Regions from separate parts of the Homo sapiens genome. Here region 2 is linked to region 1. Evidence: chromatin loops called from intact Hi-C (ENCODE). Cell type or tissue: HCT116. All regions are shown on one strand. Each heading gives the region's core, and the rest is flanking DNA. Links, peaks and the distances in the headings are about the cores only. Region 1 overlaps FER (FER tyrosine kinase). Region 2 has its middle 86 kb from the start of LINC01023.

Region 1 (2,922 bases), core at 212-2,711:
GAACAATTTCAAAAATAAATAAAAAGCACAAAATGTTTTGAAAAGACAATGACTGTGTATAAAAAAAAAGAAAAATATTAAAGAAGGATCATAAAAGAATATATATCAGAGATTGAAGGGTAACAAGAAAGCGAGACTTTTTTAAAGTTAAAAAAATTTAAGTTATGCAAGTCACTAGCTAGCTATGTGAGTCATTAATTACCTCAGGCTTCAGAGACATTATTATATATAAAATGATAATTTGGAGAAGATGATCCCAATGGATTCAATATCCTCTAATATTTTTATAAATTTATAAACCAGATAAGCAAAACTTATGCACACAAGTAATGGTCATTATATTTACAAACAGTACTTATCCAATAATATAAGACACATATTTGGAACACCATAACCCAAACACTGGATGTAGTAATATTAAAGCAAGAATCGTGTATGTATTTCAACTATCTTCAAAATAAAGAAAATACATAAACTTTTTTGGCATTGACAATTCTTATTTGAAGACCAGAATTAGGTTTTCCTAATATAGTGAATCTGAAAAAAGAAAGCCTAAAAAAGAGAGGCATTAAATAAGGGACTCAAGAGAATGCAGGCAATTAAGTCGCAAAATGACATATAAATATAATTCTTCACCAACACAACAGATTTAAAATAGGGCTATATTCCTATTAGTAACAGAAATTATATTTTATACATTAAAAGAGTAAGGAATTAGTGTATTCCAAGTTCCTAAATTAAACCATAAACATTGATTACAAAATTAGCATTGAACTATATAGCTACATATCATAATGAAAAGCTTTACCAGTTATGGTCACCAACTATTAAATACCTATGTTCAAGAAAAACATTATTAGTTTCCTTTGGTGACAGACATTGAAAATAACAAGGCTAAATTGAGCTCACCAGCCAGAATAGAAACTGAAATTTGAAAAATAGAAATCTTAATATCATCTTTGTTGAATATTTGAGGAGAAACATGGCTCAGTTTAAAATCTGAGCCATGTTTCTCCTCAAATATTCAATAAAACTGCACTCTCTTTTACCTTCCATGTATTGAAATACTGGAAAGGACATATTTTTCTCAAAACTGAGAGGTGAATTAAGGAAACAAATGAAATAAAATACAAATGTGAAAAGAAGCCACTTTCATTTTTTTCAGTGGCTTTGGTTTAGCATCTAAGTGATAGCATTGTTCAAAAGAATTTTGTTTACCACCAGATTCAGAAGTCAAGAGAAATTATCCTTCCCATTTGAAGCAGCCGCATAAAATAGATGACCTGCTGGACTCTTAGATAATGTCTGGGGCCCTGGGTAAAGTAGGCCTGTGGCAGAACTTCTCCTTACCTGATCTCTGTGGACTTCTGATGTGGAAGGCTCAGAGCTGAACATTAAAGCACATGTTTTACAGGATTGGGAGCCGAAACCAGACTCCAGCTGATCCTTACAATGAGGACATTTCATTTTCTGCTCCATCTCAAAATTTAGCTAAGAGATAGTGACAGTGGGCCCAAGGAAGTCAATTTACCAACAAACCTTCCTGTGTGAGGCAAAAGCAAGATAGAAGAGAGGTGCAAATCTGGATCTCCTATTTCATACTATCTCCCCCTGTTGGCATGGAAGTATACTAGTCAGTTCTGGATTAAAGGAACAGATACAGCCAACAAATGTTGCGTTTTCGAGCAACAAACGGAAAATCCTTGTACATTAAGTAAAGAAACACTATCTAAGAAATAAATCTCTGTTCTACTTGATTTTTTTTTTTTTTTTTTTTTTGAGACAGAGTTTCGCTCTTGTCGCCCAGGCTGGAGTGCAATGGCATGCTCTTGACTCTCTGCAACCTCTGCTTCCCGGGTTCAAGTGATTATCCTGCCTGAGTCTCCTGAGTAGCTGGGATTACAGGTGCCCACCACCGTGCCTGGCTAAATTTTTTTGTATTTTTAGTAGAGACGGGGTTTTACCATGTTGGCCAGGCTAGTCTCGAACTCCTGACCTCAGGTGATCCGCCCGCCTCGGCCTCCCAAAGTGCTGGGATTACAGGTGTGAGCTTACTGCACCTGGCCTTTGATTTTTTAAATTAGATAAATAAAATACCTGATTTTATTCCTAAGAAACATATAGAAGTCTTCTTATTTTAGGTTTTGGATCTCAAGGTCTCTGAGAATATACCTCACTTTCAAGCACTTCTTGAAACAAAACCTTGCAGATAGCTGTGCTACAAAGCTTTTCTTAATCCAATGTGTTTTAATTTTTTTTATTTTTTATTGAGGTATAACTCTCCAATACTTTATAATTCTTCATTCAAAGGAAAAGAATATAAATTATGTGTAAATGATCTCTAAGGTCTCAACAGAAATAAAAATTTTAAATTTCCTTGCCACAAAAACCTACTACACTTAACACAAAATGAAGTGTCAGGGCTAGAGAGGAAGTAGAGTGGGATACTCAAAACCATAAATGTTTAATCGGAAAGTAAGGCTCCACTTTTGATAACCTATTCTATAATGATTTGTTAATTGCTTTATAAATCCCTGCTTTATTCATTCATTTTTTTAAACAAAGATACAACTACTAGATGCCAGGTATCATATTCAGGCATTGTACAGAACATTCTTTCTAAGGGACCAAAGTTCAAGAAACTTTATGAAACCAAATAAGAAAAATAGAAAAGAGCAAGAGAGTCAAAAGTCTTACTCCGTAAAACTTCCCTGGGTCACAATTCTGACATAAACATCTCCTTCTTTAAAGTCTTTGGCTCCCTTTATAATTAGATGCAATCAAAAAAAAATTTTTTAATTTTCTTGCCTTTTTGCATAATTTCCTCTAGTTTTCTTTTTTGGATACTCACTTTTTAAATTTTATTGTCCGCAACAACCATTCTTTATATCACGTCCATCAAAATAAATCTCATTTTGTACA
Region 2 (2,922 bases), core at 278-2,777, 280 kb after region 1:
AGGCCCCATGGCACAAGAGATAGATTCATTAGGCTTTCACCTCTGGGAATGGGTTTCAACAAGCTTAGGTCACTTACAAAGATGAGTTTCATGGTCTTAACTTTGCCAAACTTCGTTTATTAGTATTTGGGCTCCAATTATAATCCAATCAAGCCAATAACTTTTCCTTACGAAAGGGACATTCTCCACATGCATCCCATCAAATGCATAATGTCAACATGAGAATTTATTTGAGCTGTGTGTGACCAGTCTCCTGTTCTACTAAAAATACTTGCAAACATTTAGACTGAGAAGCTTTGCATATAACCACATCAGTATGTTAATCCAAGACATGACGAATCATCATTATTTTATTTTTTTTAGAAACAGGGTCTTGTTCTGTTGCTCAGACTGGAGTCCAGTGGCACAATCTTAGCTCACTGCAGCCTCAAACTCCCGGGCTCAAGCAATCCTCTTGGTTCAGCCTACCAAATAGCTGGGACTACAGGCACAAGACACCATACCTGGCTAATTTTTAATAATTTTTTTAGAGATGGAGTCTCACTACGTTGCCTTGATCTTGAATTCCTGGCCTCGAGCCATCCTCCTGCCTCAGCCTCCCAAAGCACTGAGATTACAGCCACCACACCTGGCCTCTTGAAGAATTTTAAAACTCAGTGAGTATTTCTTGGGCACCTACTGTGTGCCTGGCACTGTTCAGGACACTGGAGACATAGTGGTGTGCACAAAAGACTAGGAGTTTATATTGTAGCTGAGGAGACAGATAAGGAAACATGTACATGAAGTCATCTCACGTAACTAACTATAGATGCTGGGAAGAAAACAGACATGATAATGTGATGTGGGGACACACGAGGTAGGGTGGTGAGAGAAGTTTCTGAGGAGTTGGATCCACTGTGTAAAGAAAGTGGCCATGCAGGAAGTTAAGGGAAAGGTGCCCTAGATATAAAGAATAGCAAGTGTGATTGCCTTGAGGTGAGAATGAGTTTGTTTATATAAGGAATAGAAATCAGGCCATGGGGGCCTTAAAGTCAGAGAGGTTGGCAGGAACCAGATCATGCAGAGCCTTCCTGGCTGTGGTAAGAGACTTGGGGAGTCACTGGAGGGTTTAAATGAGAGAAGTGACATTACTATTATTGTTATTTTATTTTATTTTAAATTTTACTACTTACCATTATCATTAATTATGACTCATTTTTTAAAAGTAAAAATTGTTCATGCTATGGCAGGGATTCTCAACAGGGGGTGATTTTTGCCTCCTGGGGACATTTGTCCATGCCTGGAGACAGCTTCAGTTGTCACACTGGGGAGTGCTACTGACATCTAGTGGGCAAAGGCCAAAGATGCTGCTAAACAGCCTACCATGTCTGGACTACCCCCTACAACAAAGAAATAGGCAGCCTAAACTGTCCGTCGTGACGTGCTTGAGAAACCCTGAGCTATGGCAGGGAGAATGGAGAACTGGAGAAGGGGAAAGAGTGGAAGCAGGAGGCTGGAGCAGAAACTCAGAAGAAATGTTGGTTATTTGGACTGGAACGGTAGCAGCAGGGCTGGAGAGAGTGACTCAGGATACATTTTGGAGATAAAGCTGATAGGACCTGTCAGTCAGTTAGCTGTGGAAAGTAAAGGAAAAGGAGTCAAGGGTTACTCTCATATTTTCAGTCGGAGCAACTGGGTAGACAGTAAGGTCATTTACCAAGATGGGGCACAATATGCGAGGAATAGGTTGAGAGGGGAAGATCAAGAATATTGTTTTGGACACATTAAATATGAACTCTGTTAAACTTCCCTGTGGAGATATCAAATAAGGGCTGAATATATGGTTCTGAAACTAAGGGTAAGGGCCAGTTATCAGCAGGTAGATTAGGGGACAAAGTGAGGAAGAAGATCCAGTGGTGGGGACCAGGAGAGGGAGGTTAGGAAACCAGGAAACTACAGTGCCCTGGAAGCCATGGGGGAAAGGATTTGAAGAATGGTGCTGTTATCTGTGTTGAATGTTTCTGAGGAGCCAGTGAGGTAAGAGCAAAAAATAACCCCAGAATTTGGGTGTCCTGGCTGGCTTTCGTCAAGGCAGTCATGACACAGACTATCACAGCTTTGTTGGAGTGGACAGGATTGAGTTCTGATTGAAGTGGGCTTCAGAGAGCAAGGGGGTGTAGGAAATGTAATCAAAGAATATTACTTCTTTCAGTAAATATTGATGAAAAGAGAATCAGAGAAATAAGGCAGTAACAGAATTCCAATTATAGAACAACACAAAAAGTGTTATTTTAAAAAACAGGGTTCTTTTTTTGTAAGTCCCAATTTGTGACATTTACTTATGAAATTAACCAATAGAATTTAAATGAATATTTTCGTGGTGTTGCAGGTGTTGGTAAATAACACATGCATTTCATTCAAATTAGAACTCTGTTTTATAAATGAAATTCCAATAAAATTTTCTAGAACCACTGAAAAACCACTAAAACTTTAGAATGGTAATTTTTGGAAGAATGCATTTGGAAAACCACTATACAAAATTAGCTTTAACAGCAAAATTTCATACATCAATCAGTCAGTAGGGTAATAAACTTATACTCACAATAGGCCTTTCTCTTGGCCCTGAAATTATAGCAAGATTTCAATCCTGTTTTTTTTTTTTAATCCTGTTTTGTTTGTTTGTTTGTTTGTTTGTTTGTTTGTTTTGGAGATGGAGTTTCACTCTTGTTGCCCAGGCTGGAGTGCAATCTTGGCTCACTGCAACCTCTGCCTCCCAGATTCAAGCAATTCTCTTGCCTCAGCCTCCTGAGTAGCTGGGATTACAGGCATGTGCCATCACACCCGGCTAATTTTTGTGTTTTTAGTAGAGACGGGGTTTCTCCATGTTGGTCAGTCTGGTCTGGAACCCTTGACCTCAGGTGATCCGCCCACCTTGGCCTCCCA

The links. Peaks named below come from ENCODE experiments on the same cell type or tissue, not always from the same donor. Only the 100,000 strongest peaks of a DNase experiment are listed, where the experiment ranks them.
Region 2: a loop joins it to region 1, with 2.9 times the contacts of the local background. A loop is called at or near these places in 8 of 110 quality-filtered maps.

What each region holds. Positions count from the first base shown.
Region 1 is chr5:108,923,218-108,926,139 of GRCh38, reverse strand. All of the region lies in intron 10 of FER (FER tyrosine kinase), which reads right to left. Among named protein-coding and RNA genes, the nearest start is that of FER, 180 kb to the right of the region's middle. In HCT116, for the core only: a CTCF peak has its summit at 1,579 (motif pointing left); a DNase peak (open chromatin) is centred at 1,609; H3K4me3 peaks cover 1,355 bases; H3K27ac peaks cover 317 bases.
Region 2 is chr5:108,640,887-108,643,808 of GRCh38, reverse strand. No RefSeq gene overlaps it. Among named protein-coding and RNA genes, the nearest start is that of LINC01023, 86 kb to the left of the region's middle. RefSeq lists an enhancer at 1,187-1,481. In HCT116, for the core only: a CTCF peak has its summit at 1,350 (motif pointing left); DNase peaks (open chromatin) are centred at 1,328 and 1,574; H3K4me3 peaks cover 369 bases.